2 separate regions of the Homo sapiens genome follow, and region 1 is linked to region 2. The links are chromatin loops, found by intact Hi-C in ENCODE. Cell type or tissue: natural killer cell. All regions are shown on one strand. Each heading gives the region's core, and the rest is flanking DNA. Links, peaks and the distances in the headings are about the cores only.

Region 1 (8,347 bases), core at 203-8,202, 2.0 Mb before region 2:
GGCTCTAGGGTAAAGGACAGAGCCCTGTGGGGCACTGGTTACAGGTAAATGGGCCAGTTAACCTTGAGTAACCTGCTACTAAGTCTTCAGGGTCCATGTTTACCAACTGGAAAATTTTCGGTCTAATAATTATACCTGTACTTTTTTTTTTTTTAACTGCTGGTACCATTAAGTTGAATAGTTCCTTGAAAAGTTTTTACCATCATTCTTTTTCCAGCCTCCCAGAAATCATTTGTGATTCTGCTTATTATTAGTCTTCTTATCACGTTGCCAGATTAATTAAGTTAAAGGGAAGAGCGGTGGGCATTTTAAAGGGGAAATCTGTTTAAATACACACAAACACAAACACACACACAGTTTGTGTTAATATCCTAGAAACAGATTCTATTGCTTTTGGTGTGATATACAGAGTGAAGTCTCATTAATACGTGACGCATCACTCTGTGTGTAGATGTGTCCAATGTCTTGTAAAACTAAAACTTGCTTTTTGTGTGCGTGTGTGTGTGTGTGTGTGTGTGTGTGAGACAGAGTCTCACCCTGTCACCCAGGCTAGAGTGCTGTGGCTTGATCTCGGCTCACTGCAACCTCTGTCTCCCAGGTTCAAGCGATTCTCCTGCCTCAGCCTCCCGTGTAGCTGGGATTACAGGCCTGCGCCACCATGCCTGGCTAATTTTTTGTATCGTTAGTAGAGACAGGGTTTCACCATGTTGGCCAGGCTGGTCTCAAACTCCTGACCTCATGATCCACCCACTTCAGCCTCCCAAAGTGCTGGAATTACAGGCATGAGCCACCACACCCGGCCTAAAACTTGCTTCTTAGGTACATTTTTTAAACATGGTTTCCAGAGGTGTTGACATTAGCTGCCAAAGAGTGAAAAACAATATCCAGTATCAAGAATAAAAACAAATGAAATACACAGGCGTACCTATTTATTCCTTTACTATATAGACAGCTTCAGATGGCACTTCAGTCGTACAGGTTGAGTATCCCTTTTCCAGAATGCATAGGACAAGAAGTGTTTTAGATTTTGGATTTTTTCAGATTTTTGAATATTTGTGTATACATAATGAGGTATCTTAGGGACGGGACTCAAGTCTAAACACAAAATTCATTTATGTTTCATAGACACTCTCAACACATAGCCTGAAGGCAATTTTATACCATATTTTAAATAATTGTATGTGTGAAACAAAGTTCGTGTAATTGAACCATCAGAAAGCAAATGTGTCACTATCTTATATCGGTGCCTAACAGGTTTGAATTTTGGAACATTTCAAATTTTTGGATTAAGGATACTGTACACAGTTTATTTTGAAATTTGTAAATAGTGGTGGCCGGGTGTGGTGCCTCATGCCTGTAATCCCAGCACTTTGGGAGGCCGAGGCGGGTGGATCACTTGAGGTCAGGATTTCAAAACCAGGCTGGCTAACATGGTGAAACCCAGTCTCTACTAAAAAATCTCAGCTACTCAGGAGGCTGAGGCAGGAGAATTGCTTGAACCAAGGAGGCGGAGGTTGCAGTGAGCCGAGATTGCACCACTGCACTCCAGCCTGGGTGGCAGAGCGAGACTCCGTCTCAGGGAAAAAAAAAAAGTTTTAAATAATGTTTACATTACCGTTTTGTCAAAGGTCTTTTTCTGGTCGCTATCTCTCTCTCTTTCTCTGACACACACACACACACACACACACACACACACACACATACCCACACACATACACACACACATTCTCGTAGCCTCACATGCATACATTTATAGTTCACCTTCTCTTCTCTCTACCATGTTCTCTTTACCAGGCTAAGCCAGCAATGGAAAAATAATAGGAACGAGTGGCCCTTCAGCAAGAACCCATGAAGACCAGCCTATGTTTTCCATTTTGGGCCAGGAAGTAGCAGGAGACTTACATCCTGTGCTGTTAATATCAGATCCTCTCGGTGGTGCTTGCTCGCCATCCTGGAGCCGTGGAAGTGGGTAGTTTGCAATGCACCACGCCATTGTATACACCCTTTCCTTCTAATCATCCCAGCCAGTGAGGTGACCTGAATCGGCCTCCTGGGACCAAGCAAGGGTGGATTATCTATGTGGTCAGATTTCGTGCCTTCATAACTACAAACTTACTGGGACTCCTTACCTCACCTAATTATTTAAAAAAAAAGTCAACAAATAAATATTTTGCCTATTATGCTATTTAGTAGAAGAGAGACAAAAGATTCACTCGGATTAGATTTTTTTTAAGCCTATCAAAACCACCAACACAAAACAAAAGCAACATGCCCCAACCAGATTCACAATGAAACACACAGTAGTTATTTTAGTCAGTAAGATTCAAAAGTGGTGCCTGAATTCTTTAGAGAATCTATGGATGATCTCCATGGCTCCCCACCCTTAGGGGAATGAGCTCTCTGTAGACAGTAAGGAGGTTGGGAGCAACCCTCATAGTGCAGGTGTTTCTGACTCATCATAGCAACAGACAACCTACAAAGCTAAAGTTGTCTAAGATAAGATTGTTAATATATTTCTTGCCCTAAAGAGTCTGTTGAGGTGAAATCAGTGCTCAGTCATCACAAAGAGCATAGATATATCTCTCCAAATGACCGTGAAGTAACATTTCATGAGGTAGCCAATATTATCTCGTCAAAACCAGCAGCGTCTTCATTCTTCCCTCTCCGTTTATGTACTCTTTTACCCACTCTCTTCTCATCTCCAACCGGTTTGATTTTAAACTCAGAGACTGAATGATCAGCTGACTAGACCCATAACAGGAAGTCCATCATTGCAATAATGTAATAACAAATTATCAAGAATCACAAAAGACATCAGAGTAATAAAATGGAAAGGGCATTCATTTTGGCACTCAGGATAATTTTGGAAACATTCTGGTGAATTACAAACTTTATTTTATTCTTAGAACGCAACCAGATTGAAGATTTTAGTAATGTAGCAAGCAGCCATATGTCTTCATGGCTATCCAAATTTTGAATAAATCTTCCTGGCACCTATTATGATATTTAGATATCCGAAGTTGTTGATATTTAGATTTTAGATGTTTCCAATATTTGGTCATATTAAACATTAAACAGTTTAAAATTTTCTCCTTATCATATCAGAACTACCATTCTAAAAACCTGACCGTGAATAGATGGTAGATAAGAAGGATAAAACACACACACACACACACACACACACACACACACACACACACTCATGCACACATGTATATATATTTTTAATTTTTTGAGACAGAGTCTCTCTCTGTCACCCAGGCTGGAGTGCAGTGGCGCGATCTCCACTCATTGCAACCTCCAGCTCCCAGATTCAAGAGATTCTCCTGCCTTGGCCTTCCGAGTAGCTGGGACTATAGGCGCGTGCCACCATATCCGTCTAATTTTTTGTATTTTTAGTAGAAATGGGGTTTCACCATGTTAGCCAGGATGGACTCGATCTCCTGACCTCTTGATCTGCCTGCCTCGGCCTCCCAAAGTGCTGAGATTACAGACGAGAGCCACCACACCTGGCTATTTTAAATTTTTTCTTGATACGTAATAGTTGTACATATTCTGGAAGTAGATGTGATATTTTGATACATGTATACAATGTGTAATGATCAAATCAGGGTATTTGGGATATTCACCTCAAACATTTATCTTTTCTTTGTGTTGGGAACATTGCAGTTCTTCTCTTGCAATTATTTTGAAATATACAATAAATTATTGTTAACTATAATTTCCCTACTGCACTATTGAATACTAGAACATATTCCTTCTAACTACAGTTTTGGTTAAAGGGTACAAAAACACACACGTATATTATAGTATGTGTATGATATATAGCAATATATTATATATATAAAATGTATTTTTTGTGACCCATGATCTGACACGTGATCTCTGTCTGTAGAACAGAATACTAGAAATTGGAACCAACCTAGAAAACTATAGATATACATTTTATATATATGTGCAATGTATTTTATATATAAATAAATTATATAAATATATAATTTATATATGCATTATATATGCAATATATAATTATTATATAATGTATATATAGTACATATATGTATATATTATGCAAACTATAGATATTACATTATGTATATTATATATGTTGCATTTTACATATAAAATATATGTTTTTCATATATATATATAATGCAACATCTATAGTTTTCTAGGTTGGTTCCATTTTTTAGTATTCTGTTCTACAGACAAAGATCATGTGTCAGATCATGGGTCACAAAAATTTATTCAGAAAACATATTCTTTCAAGCCTCCTAGGTCAAGCTCAGCCTTTAGGGTGTGAAGGTCTGGGATCAGGCCCTGGTCTAACTTCTCTAATGGACTTGCTGTATAGTTCCTAGCAGTTACTTAAGTTCAGGGCTTCAGTTTTATTCTAACATTTCAAAGATAAGGACGGGCTAGGTGCAGTGGCTCACACCTGTAATCCCAAGGCTTTGGGAAGCCAAAACTGGAATATTGCTTGAGGCTGGGAGTTCAAGACCAGCCTGGGCAACATAGCTAGACCCCATTTCTATTTAAAAATAAAAACTATTAAAAATTTCCCGGGTGTGGTGCATGCTCCTCTAGTCTTAGCTACGTAGGAGGCTGAGGCAAGAACATCACCTGAGCCCAGAAGTTTGAGGTTACAGTGAGCCATGATCGAGCCACTACATTTCAGCCTAGGTAACAGAACAAGACCCTGTCTCTCTCTAAAAAAATAAAAATAAAAAAAAAGATGTACACTTAGCTTATGCACTTCACAGGATTATTCTGAGAAACAATGGAAAAACTCTAAGTGAAAGCACTTTGGAATCCGTGATCATTTCACAAGTGTTTGTTTCTTTGTCCACATTTGTATCTATCATTTAGAGGGGGAGAGTGGTTGAATTCAAATAATTGTTCGGTGGAGTATTTGTTTTTCATGTGTTTTTCATTTGTTTTTCATAATGTTAATGTGATGCAGAGCGAAAAGTAAAGAAGGGTCATTCTAATCACAGGTTCAAAATAATTTCTGAAAAGACAAAGATTCTATTTTAAACATTTAATAATGCATTGCAGATGCCTAGTAAATGTTAGCCAATTTTTAAATTTTTATAGAATAATCGCATATCTAAAATTTAGGTTAATAAAGACAGTTTTAAAAAATGTGTTTCACCGTGACAGATCAAACACAAGGGGGCGTCTTCTACATTTGTTTTAAAAGATTTCCTGATGCAGTCCACATACAAAATGGTTTTCATTCGAATTGCATGTGACAGAGCATACTTACTAAAATTTATTAGTTCCAAATATTACATTCTCTACACATGACAATTTTCACATTTGATGCATAAAATACTCTCCAGAGTGAGTTTATAACTCCGTTTTGGCTTAAAAATAATCATATTTTGTGACTTAAACTTAGAAAATTCTAACAAAAAGAATAACATTTACTAGACAGTACGTAAATACTCTGAATTTTAAGGCTTTAAAAAAATAAATCTACCCAAAACTTTAAAATGTCTCTCTCTCATCTATCCCTTTTCCCTATTTTGCCCAGCTATTGTGCAAACCCTAGTTGTCTTGACAGGTTCAGAGGACACACAGTTTGACTTAAGAAATGACCAAGGCCTTGGAAGGGGAAATATACAATCACAATCCTCTTAGGTATGGGGTATGTAAGGAGCAAGTTTTTAGAAAACACACAAAGGTTGAGTTGTATTAAAAAAAAAAAACATAGGCTTATCTTCTGCCTTTCATCTGGAACTTTGGGATGGATAGAAGTAAACATTTAATCAGAGAAAGATAAAGTGTGTGTGTCTGTGTATGTGTGTGCGTGTGTATGTGTGCGTGAACCCACATGCGAGAGTAGTGTCGGTGGTAAGTGCTATGAAATGAAGGTCAATGAGACAGGGCTTGTGAATTAAGGCCTTTGTTAAGGAAGTTAAGAAAGGCCTTTCTGGCCGGGCGCGGTCGCTCACGCCTGTAATCCCAGCACTTTGGGAGGCCGAGGAGGGCGGATCACGAGGTCAAGAGATCGAGACCATCCTGGCTAACACGGTGAAACCCCGTCTCTACTAAAAATACAAAAAATTAGCCGGGCATGGTGGTGGGCGCCTGTAGTCCCAGCTACTCGGGAGGCTGAGGCAGGAGAATGGCGTGAACCCGGGAGGCGGAGCTTTTAGTGAGCCGAGATCGCACCACTGCACTCCAGCCTGTGCGACAGAGCGAGACTCCGTCTCACAAAAATAAAAGGAAAAAAAAAAAAAGTCCTTTCTGATAAAGTGATATTGCAAAAAACTCTTTAACCCCAGATAGCAGCAATATGAAACTGGAGCATGTTTGATATCTTTAAAGAACCCGAAGATGCCAATGTAGGTAGAGAAGAGTGAGTGAGGAGGACCATAGTAGCATATCAAATCAGAAAATGATCAGGGAGCTGATTAGGTAGGGGCTTGTGGTTTTTTGTAAGGACTTGGCCTTCACTCTGCATAAAATAAAAAGGAAAAACAGAACCTAATGAATGGTTTTGAGGAGATTATTGACTTGATCTGACATTTGCTTTTTAAGGTACTGTTGGTCCTTTGCATCTACTAGGTTCGTATCCATGGATTTAGCTAACTGCAGATAAAAATATATGAAAAAATCCAATAAAAATAACAACATACTAGTACAAAATTATAGAAATAAAACCAATAAAACTTAACAACTATTTGAATAGCATTTACATTGTATTAAATATTATAAGTAATCTAAAGATGATTTAAAGTATGAGGGGATGTCTCATAACAAATACTACGATTTTGTATAAGGGACTTCAGCATCTTTGGATTTTGGTATGGGAGGAGAGTTCTGAATGCTGAGGGAAGACAGTATTATTTCAGATCAAGTGCAGTGAATTGATTCCACGAAGATGAAACCCATTAAAACACTATTCCAAAGTTGCAGGTAAGGAATGATGGTGACTTAGACCAGATTAGTAGCAGTGGAGGTGATGAGAAGGAATTTGAATTCTGGATAGAGTCAAAAGGGCTTGTTGATAGATTAGATGTAGAAAGTGAGAAAAGTAGAGGAGTCAAGAATGACTCCAATGTATTAGTCCCAAGCAACTGGAAAATGTAACTGCCATTCACACAAATGTGGAAGACTGTGGGAGAAACAGATTTGAAAGGGAAGATAAGGACTTTGGTTTTTATGAAATGGCTAGTAGGCATTCAAGCAGAGATATTAAATAGACAAATAAACATATGAGTTGGGAGTTTGAGGATGAGGCCAAGCCTAGAGATTTAAAAAAGGACTCAATTATGTAAAGAATGAATTTACAGTCATTAGGCTGGATAAAGTCCTCCAGGATATCAGGACAGGAACAACAACAAAAAGGTCTTAGTGCTTGAAAGATTAAGAGTCCTGCAAAGAACACTAAAAATAATGGATCATTGAGATAAGAGAAGAATATTTTAAAAAGTATCCCAGAGACAAAGTGACAAACGTAGTTCAAGGAGAACATAATAATAAGTGAAAGAAAATGTGTCGGATTAGTCAAGTAGGATGAAGACTTAAAACTTGGGGATCAGTGATGAACTCTTCCAGAACAGTTCTGGAGTTGTAATGTGAGAAAAGTCAATTATAGTGGGTTCACAGGAGTGCAAGAGTTCTTTTAACAGAAACATAGTAGACCAAATATCCTGAAAAAGTCTTCAAATGACCTAAAACATTGATAAAATATGAGATATGACAAACATTTTAAAAATTTTATGGTGGACTGACAAGAAAGTAAGAGTTTTCTTGAGAGCCAACAATTTTTTAAAAAATTGAATCAGAGGTAAGTGCTGAAGACAATAGCTGTCTTGGAAGCATTTACTTGGTGGTTTTTCTTTCTTTCTTTTTTTTTTTTTTTTTGAGATGGATTCTTGCTCTGTCGCCCAGACTGGAGTGCAGAGGCATAATCTCAGCTCACTGCAACCTCCGCCTCCCGGGTTCAAGTGATTCTTCTGCCTCTGCATGTAACTAATAATATAACACTGCAAAAATAATTTGACAAATCCACTCTTATTTTGAGAGTTCTTTTTTTTTTAACAAAAAAGTCAATAGGGATGTGGAAGATTTGAACAGTTAAGAACCTTGAGCTAGTCAACATATACATTGAACACCGTACCCAATGGTTAAATCATATATGTTTATTTTCTAAAATACATTTGTAAAAATTGACCTTATATGAGAACATGAAGACGTTTTCAACAAATTTTAAGGATTTGATTTTTTACACACCCACATTTTTTAACTATAATGCTGTTAAGTTAGATATTGATAAGAAAAATATTAATAATTAGCTTGTATGGTTAAAGTTTAAAAACCAACTCTTGTGTCA
Region 2 (8,347 bases), core at 86-8,085:
AGGGCCAACTGCAGATTTCAGCCTACTTTACAGTCCGTTGGCTATCATAGCTTCCATATGGGCAATAGTGATTGTTTATGAATTAATCCATGCAAAATATATCAAATCTAGTTGGAGAGGATTTTTGTGGGAGAGAAAAGGTACCCTTCCTTCACCAGCCTCGGCTTCATGCTAAAGTATTTCACAACTACAGTGTTTTCATAAGCTTAGAATTCAAATGAGGCCAAAAACTATCAAAAGCAACCTGCTATCTTTACCTGACCCAGAAGTTTACAAGATTGAATTCCTAGAAATTATTGGCTTTATTCTTCTGGAGTCTGCTCAAGTCTAGATAGGCAAGAAAGAACCTAACAGATCAATGCCTCTTAAGGGAATTGATCCCTTCTGCCCAACTTCCTGGGCAGAGTGGCCTTGAGTGAACCATATTCAGAATTAGCTCCTGTGGAACCTGACTATGGATAAGTATGTTAATAAATACATTACATTTTTGAAAATTATGTAATGCATTTTTTTGGACACAGGGCACTGTTCATAACTGTATATATGCTTTACCTCTAATACAATTACTACTATAATTTACTTCCTAAGTTGGTTTCTGTTTGGTTAATATACACATGTGTTAGCTCCAAGATAACTGAAGAGCATTTTCATGCTCACCAAGCCAGCTCCAAACCAAGCACAATCCCAAATCTGAACTCTTATTCCTAAAGTCAAATCAAATCAGATGGGTCCCATGGGAAGAAATGAGATATGTCCAGGCCAACATCATGATTAGACCCATCTCCAATGTCACACTCACAAGTCAGTTTCCTAACCCACTCAACCCAACATTTTACCTCCAAAAAAGATGACACAAGATCATGCTTGAAACATATGGGGAAAGCATAAGCATGAAGTTTTAAAAGGCAGGAGAGAGAAAATGTGTGTATTAGGCATTCAAACCTACTACAGAAAGAGGTTTCTTTTTTTAACTTTTATTTTAAGATTTTAAGTTCAGGGATATATGTGCAGGTTTGTTACATAGGTAAACTTGTGTCATGGGGGTTTGTTGTACAGATTATTTCATCACCCAGGTTATTAAGCCTAGTACCCATTGGTTATTTTTCCTGATCCTCTCCCTCCTGCCACCCACAACCCTCCACTAGGCCCCAGCGGGTGTTGTTCCCCTCTATGTGTCTCTGCGTTCTCATCATTTAGCTCCCACTTATAAGTGAGAACATGTGGTATTTGGTTTTCTGTTCCTGTGTTAGTTTGCTAAGGATACTAAGGCCTCTAGCTTCGTCCATGTCCCTGCAAAGGACATGATCTCATTCCTTTTTACGGCAGCATAGTATTCCATGGTGTATATGTACCACATTTTCTATATCCAGTCTATCATTGATGGGCATTTAGGTTGACTCCATGTCTTTGCTATTGTAAATAGTGCTGCAGTGAACACATGTGTGCCTGTGTCTGTATAATAGAATGATATATATTTCTTCCTTTGGGTATATACCTAGTAATGGGATTGCTGGGTCAAATGGTATTTCTGTCTTTAGGTCTTTGAGGAATCACCACAAGAGAGAGCCTTCTTTACAGGGAAAGCAAGCCTGGGTTTGAGGAGGTGACGGCAAACTATCGCTCAGGACCAAATCTGCCACCTGTTTTTGTAAATAAAGTATTGTTGGAACACAGCCATGCCTGTTTGTATATGTATTGTCTATGGCTGCTTTCAGGGTAAAATGGCAGCTTTGAGTAGCTTGGACAGAGACCGTGTAGCCCATAAAGCTGACAATATTTACTATCTGGATGGATCTGTACAGAAGAAGTTTGCTGGCCCCTGGTTTAGAGTTTTACATTTGCTGAAAACAGTAATTATTGAACAGTTTCTTTACGTTTGCCACAGAGCACCATTTGTGCCTCGGTCTTAAAGCAACCCTACATCTCATCACTTTGCTGCCATAAGTTCTGAGAACAATTATTTCTTTGTTAACATTTGGTAAACTTATCTCTAGGGACATAAAAGAAGGTTGGGAACATCTCTGAGGTTTAATTTCAAAACACGTTGAGTTTAACATGGGGATTCACCAAGTGCTGGTAGCTAGAATAATGATGCACTTATCCAAAGACTTTTCAAGGGGAGGTTACTGACTAGTGCTTTGTAGTACAGGCCATGAGAGTAAACATGAAAAAAATGGGCATAATTCCTTTTCCAAGTTTTAATCATAAATGATCATTTTTTTAAAGATTCCAATAACTTGCCCACTAAGAAAAAAAAAAGGAAAAAAAATGGGGGAGGGAGATAACGACACAGTGGTTTTGTTCTAAAACAGTCATGTGCAATGTCATGGTGCCATCTACAGTATTTCAATATTTTCACCCAAACACCAGAATTTGAAGAAGCCCTATAGACACATATCTATTTATTGAGGGAGAAACGTTTTTCTAGCACAACAGTATAAGAAGGCTTTAGGCTAAAATTTTCTCTGTGGTCACGGTCTTCTGTCTTCTTCTCCTATGAACCATTTTTAAGTTTATTCCGTTTCCTGACAACTTCTTAGTTCCCATTGTGATAGTAAATATTAAAATTAATGAATGCGCTGTACCTGGTAGGAGTGCAATGAAACTGTTCAAAAATGTTGGGATTTAGTATCTGCTCACGTTCACACAAACACAGTCACTATTGTCAAATGCGCTGCAGTGGTGGAGTGTAGCAACAGGAGGGATGAGACCCAAAGGTCTGAAAAGCCAGTATTTTAAGAAGTCTTGGAAAATGTGGAGGTTGAAAAATCTAACAGGAGTGCTTGCTTCAGCAGCAATTTAGAGTAGATTAGCATGGCCTCTGCGCCAGGATGACATGCACATTCCTAAAAGTGTTCCGTGTTTTAAAAAAAAGAGAGAGACAGAATCTAAGGGGATGTGTACATTTGCTAGAGCTACTATAACAAAGTACCAGAGGCAGGGTCACTTCAACAACAGAAATTTATTTCTCACAGTTCTGGAGGCTAGACGTCCAAGATTAAGGTGTTGACTGGGTTGAATTCAGCCCATAACAGGAAATAAGGAGTTAAATAAAGCACTTGCTTCTATTGTTTGTACCTAAACTTAACAGAACACAGTAAGTAACAAGTCATTGGGATGCAGAAAAGAAAAAAGAGAGTGAAGGAAGGAGAGAAGGTGAAGGGAGAATGGAAGAGAGGAAGGGAGGGAGGAAAGAAAAGTTTGATGAATGATTGCAGTCTAAACTGGTTCAAACAAGAGATCTTGTTTAATTAAGGAATTCATCCCATCTCTGCCTATTAGGAGGAGGAAAAAGTCTAAAATAGAAGATGGTGAAAGTTGGATGACCCCAGGCATTAAGGCCATTCATCTTTAACTGTTATGCTTGGATCATGCAAATGTGTCTGGTAGCTACAAGGGTTGCTGTGGGTACTGAATGTTTTATTGTTCTGAGACTATCAAAGAAAATAGCCATGGGACATATAGACCACAGAATACTATACAGCCATGAAAAAGAACAAGATTGCATCCTTTACAGAAACGTGGATGGAACTGGAGGCTGTTATCCTCAGCAAACTAACACAGAAAACCAAATGCCACATGTTCTCACTAATAAGTGGGAGCTAAATAATGAGAATTCATGGACAGAAAGAGGGAAATAGCAGATACTGAGGCCTACTTGAGGGTGGGGGCTGGGAAGAGGGAGAGGTTCAGAAGAGAAAAAACTATCTGATACTATGCTTAGTACCTGGGTAATTAAATACTCTGTACACCAAACCCCTGAGTCATGAGTTTACCTATATAACAAACCTGCACATGTACTCCTGAACCTAAAATAAACATTAAAATATTTTACAAAAATAAAATAAATTAACAATTAAAAAAAGAAAAAAATGAGACAATAAATAGATCCTGGGAAAAACTGTCCCCAGAAGTGTTCTTTTAAATTTGCACTACAGATGTAATCCAAGTTGAGTAAAATAGAAAAGCATGGATTTGCTGTTCCTGAAAGTCATTCATGGTTAATTGCCGAACACTTTCATCTGCAGTGTCTGTGGAAGGGTAGAACCTTAAGTAGTTTTTCATTCTCTGACTACTCAACTAGAAAGGCATAAGAGGCAACTCACTCTATGATATCTCACTGTTTGGCCTCTCCTGTTTCATAGTAGCAAAGGATTTTTGCACTTATCCACTAATTTATGATTTCTTCTTAATAAAGGAAACAAGAGCCTCTATTTATTATGATTCCTGCCATGTGTGAGGCTTGAGCTGGGTATTTTACATACATTATTTCATTTGATAATCACCTTTTCAAACTCTTCAACCACATAAATGCATTACAGAGAGCTATTTTAGATAAACATGGTTATAAATATGTAAACTATATAAAACCATATGTTAGAACCATTCTGTTTCATGCTTTTAGAAAATCTTACTATAGACCATAAATTAAAAACAGTAAATTATAAACCAAACACTTTTATGGGGTTTTTTTGGTCTTGCAGTTCTAGCTGAAGGAATACTGCACTTTAACTCACATGCTGATTAATTTTATTCACAAATTTTGAATTATAAAATGTGTAGAGTCACAGACAATTCAATTTTTTCAACACCCATTTTCCCAAGACAATAACCGAAGTATACATACAGTAGCCACTATTGGCAAAAAATGTATTCCTCATTTATGGAAAAAGTGCAAATAAAGAAAAATTGCTGTTTATAAGCATAATTCCAATGACTGCTGCGAGTGGGAAGCACAGTGATTTTGTGTTAGATCTCTAAGAGCTTACAAGATGGAAGCTTGTGGTGTAAGCATTTAGTGGTGCAATACTGTCATCTCGTGGTCAGTATGCAGTATTTCAGATTTAGTTGGAGAAAATGTCTGAAAATCGTTAACGATATTTCCAGTCTCCTTTCACATACTTACTCCCCAGAGAGTCTGATTTGTACACATAGACATGATAGAATCGGCTTGTTATTTAAACAAGCAGATGGATGTTGTATGAGATTGTTCCAGGAGTTTACTGCCTTAGACCCGGACGAGAGGGGCCCTGCCCTGGCCCCGTCAGTTAGAGGGCTCAGCTTTGACCTCTCCTGCCTGTACCCCTCTCCACAGATCAAGAAGTCCTCGGAACCAAGAAAACGCCCATCCAAAACCAAGCCCTTTTCTTCCCTTTACCTGCCCTCTATCTCACCTCACCAGCAGTTCCACTTTCCTGCATCTGGATGAATGCTCTAATGCTCTCACGTTGCCTGAGGTTTCATGAATAATAGCTGGCTGCCACTTCCCAGATATCATTTGCATTTGAGCAGCTTCCCGACATATAACACACCCCTTCCCAACAATAATAATGATGAAAGGAATTTTGAAGATGCAAAAACAGCCCCATGGAATAACTTTTCTCACCCCCTTCAAATCCTATCCCAGCATGTATACAAGAACATGTGAGCACTTTCCAAACCTTAGCTCTCCGCTGCCACCTTCAGGACGATTTCAGTAACCGCAGATACTGCAGCTGCTTAGCTAAGAAACATTAACACTCCCAGACAGAGAAACCTGGCTGAATCCTGAAATAGAGCCAGGTGAGAAAAAAGTGGTCGGCATTTAGTTTATGGTATTTAGCAAAATCTTGTAACATATTTTATTGGATACTCTATCAAATAACAGAATAACAATAGCTAACACCATATATAATGTAGACATGTGTAAGTAATAAAAACTGATAAAACGTTTTGTTTTATATGTATAACAAAACTATATGAATATAAATAAAAATATGTATACATCCTACAGTAACAACAGCTGATATTTATTTGGAGCTTTTTCTGTGGCAGGCAGTATTCTGTATACTTCATCACTGTAAATATGTTTACATGTTTTGAAATGTCTCAATAACAACATGAGGTACATACTACTCTTAGTATGTTCCTTGCCCGTGGGGGACTCCTGTCTTTGCAGTGAGTCAGAAGATAATGACATAAAGCATAGACATAGCATTGCCCTGCATTCATTCAACAAATATCACCGAGCACTGAGAATGCAGAGATCAGTAGGACAAGCAAGTTCTTTGCTCACGACCATGTGTGCAGGTAGGGAGATGAGCAACGGAAAATAAATATTTTTAAGGGAATATATGAGTGATAAATGTAGCTTATAAAATGTATAACTATACTGGAAATCAAAATAGGGTGACGTGATAGAAAGTGACTGAGAGGCTATCATACATTGAGTGGTCCAAGAAGAGTTGCTATTAAAGTAGGGCCAATCTAAAAAAAAAAAAAAACTATATGATGATCTATGGAGAACATTCCAGAAAGATATGAAGAGCTAGTGCAAAAACTTTGAGAAGGGAAGCATTTCAACATACTTGAAGAACACAAATAAGGCCATTGGCAGGGGTGAGAAGGGAAGGGAGAGGGTGGAAGAGGGAGGGCTGAGAGCCAAACACAGCCACAGCATGGAGGGCTTGATAAGCCAGGGCTGTGCAATGAGGTTTTTTACCAGGTGGGAAGAGAAGTTCTTAAAAGGCTCTGAGACTATCAAAAAGATCACTCCGGCTGCTCCATGGAGACAGGAATTTATGGTGCAGAGAACGTAGAAGCAAGATACCTAGTGAGAAATCACGTGCAATATAGAGGCTCAAGAGACACCACCTTTGACTAGCAATGGAAATGGACAGATCTAGAAGATCCAGGTTTGTTGTGGCCATGGAGTCTACAGGTGTACCTGATGTTTTCAATGTGGAACAGAAGGGAAAAGATGAACTGAAAGTCATACTTAGATATGGGAATTGCTATGACCTGGGAGGAGAAAGTTTCTGGGTGGCGAGAAGCAAATCTAGAGTTGTCCTGCAAGGCCCGGATGGAGGAGCCCATTCTGTCTTCCTGTTTGACCGCAGTCCAGCTATTGGACCTCATGGAGCCCTAATGTACTTATCTGTAAAAATGCAGGAGCAGGTTCCTGCCAGATCAGTTTCTCTGAGTCTCGTGGGATTTAATTGAAGTTGACACAGAATGACTTTAAAACCTTCCAAGCCAATGGCTAATGATGAAAATACATATGAAAATTAATTTGGGGGATCCTGTGCAGAGGAAAACAAAATAGTTCTATTCAACCCTCAAAGGAAATGTCCAGAAGTGAAGATGAAGTTATCTTTCAGAGTTCCAATACTCCTACCCCACTACCTGTTTAAAATGGACTTTTATGTTACATAATCCTGAAAATGTTAGGAGTCAAAATTCCTCTAGATAAATGTGGTACACATATACCATGGAATACTATGCAGCCATAAAAAGAAAACAAAATTGTATCCTTTGCACCAACGTGCATAGGAAATCTTATCCTTTGCACCAACATGGATAGGACATCTTATCCTTTGCAACAAGGTGCTTTCAGAAGCAGGATGAGCACTGCAATTGAAGGCTAAGAGGAAATGGCTCTTGGCCAATTTAACTGATCAGTCTGTAAGAAATTAAAAGGAACATAACCAGAGAGAGATAGGGTATCTCTTATGAGAACATCAGAGGAGCGTCTATGGCTGTGTAATGTTGACATTCTCTTCTCAACGTGGATGCAGCTGGAGGCATTTCCTAAATGAATTAACACAGGAACAGAACAGCAAATACCACATATTCACACTTCTAAGAGGGAGCTCAGTATTGTGTATGCATGAACATAAAGATGGTAACGATGCTGAGGACTACTAGAGTGAGGAGAGAGGGACAGGAGCAAGGGCTGAAAAGCTACCTATTGGCTACCATGCTCACTACCTGGGTGACAGGATCATTCAAACCCCAAGTCTCAGCATCACACAATACAGTCATGTAGCAAACCTGCACATGTACCACCTGAATCTACAATGAACATTGAAAAATGTAAAATAAACATTGAAATTATTTTTAAAACAGAAGCATAAGAATATAAATTAATAATGATATTCACCTTTTACTATACCTTGGTAAAAAATAATTATGAGTTCAGTTTAAAAAGTCTTCTAGATAACAAAAGTATCATACTGCTTTTAAATAAACATGGTAGGTTGGAGTAAGTTCTTTTTCATTTGGCAGTGACATTGCTCTTCACACAAGTTTCCATCAAGTATTGAACCACTTGGGCTTGATTCTTTCCCTCAAGTTACTTTTGAAGGAGTCTGTGAGGTTTGGGGATTATTGCTGTGATATCTGGGTTTTCTAAAGAAAATTCCAGGAAACCAAAAGGATTTGGGACAAAGCATACATGAACAGGAAACAGAGACATGGAAATAAATATTCCATCTTCTGGGAAAACATGCACCATTATCAATTATATGGAGCTAATCTTCATTTTAAAAATTGGTTCATCTTTCCATTGTCAGAGAGAGATTACAAA

Evidence for each region. Peaks named below come from ENCODE experiments on the same cell type or tissue, not always from the same donor. Only the 100,000 strongest peaks of a DNase experiment are listed, where the experiment ranks them.
Region 1: a loop joins it to region 2, with 15 times the contacts of the local background. A loop is called at or near these places in 13 of 110 quality-filtered maps.

The regions. Positions count from the first base shown.
Region 1 is chr21:26,764,618-26,772,964 of GRCh38, forward strand. No RefSeq gene overlaps it. Among named protein-coding and RNA genes, the nearest start is that of ADAMTS1, 77 kb to the right of the region's middle. In natural killer cell, for the core only: CTCF peaks have their summits at 5,144 (motif pointing right) and 5,350; no DNase peak of the experiment used is centred there.
Region 2 is chr21:28,740,425-28,748,771 of GRCh38, forward strand. It overlaps a transcript of HEMK2 not described here and the pseudogene LOC124905067. Among named protein-coding and RNA genes, the nearest start is that of HEMK2, 140 kb to the right of the region's middle. RefSeq lists a silencer at 2,183-2,477 and an enhancer at 5,187-5,276. In natural killer cell, for the core only: CTCF peaks have their summits at 4,830 (motif pointing left), 5,379 and 5,578; DNase peaks (open chromatin) are centred at 4,807 and 5,457; H3K4me3 peaks cover 500 bases.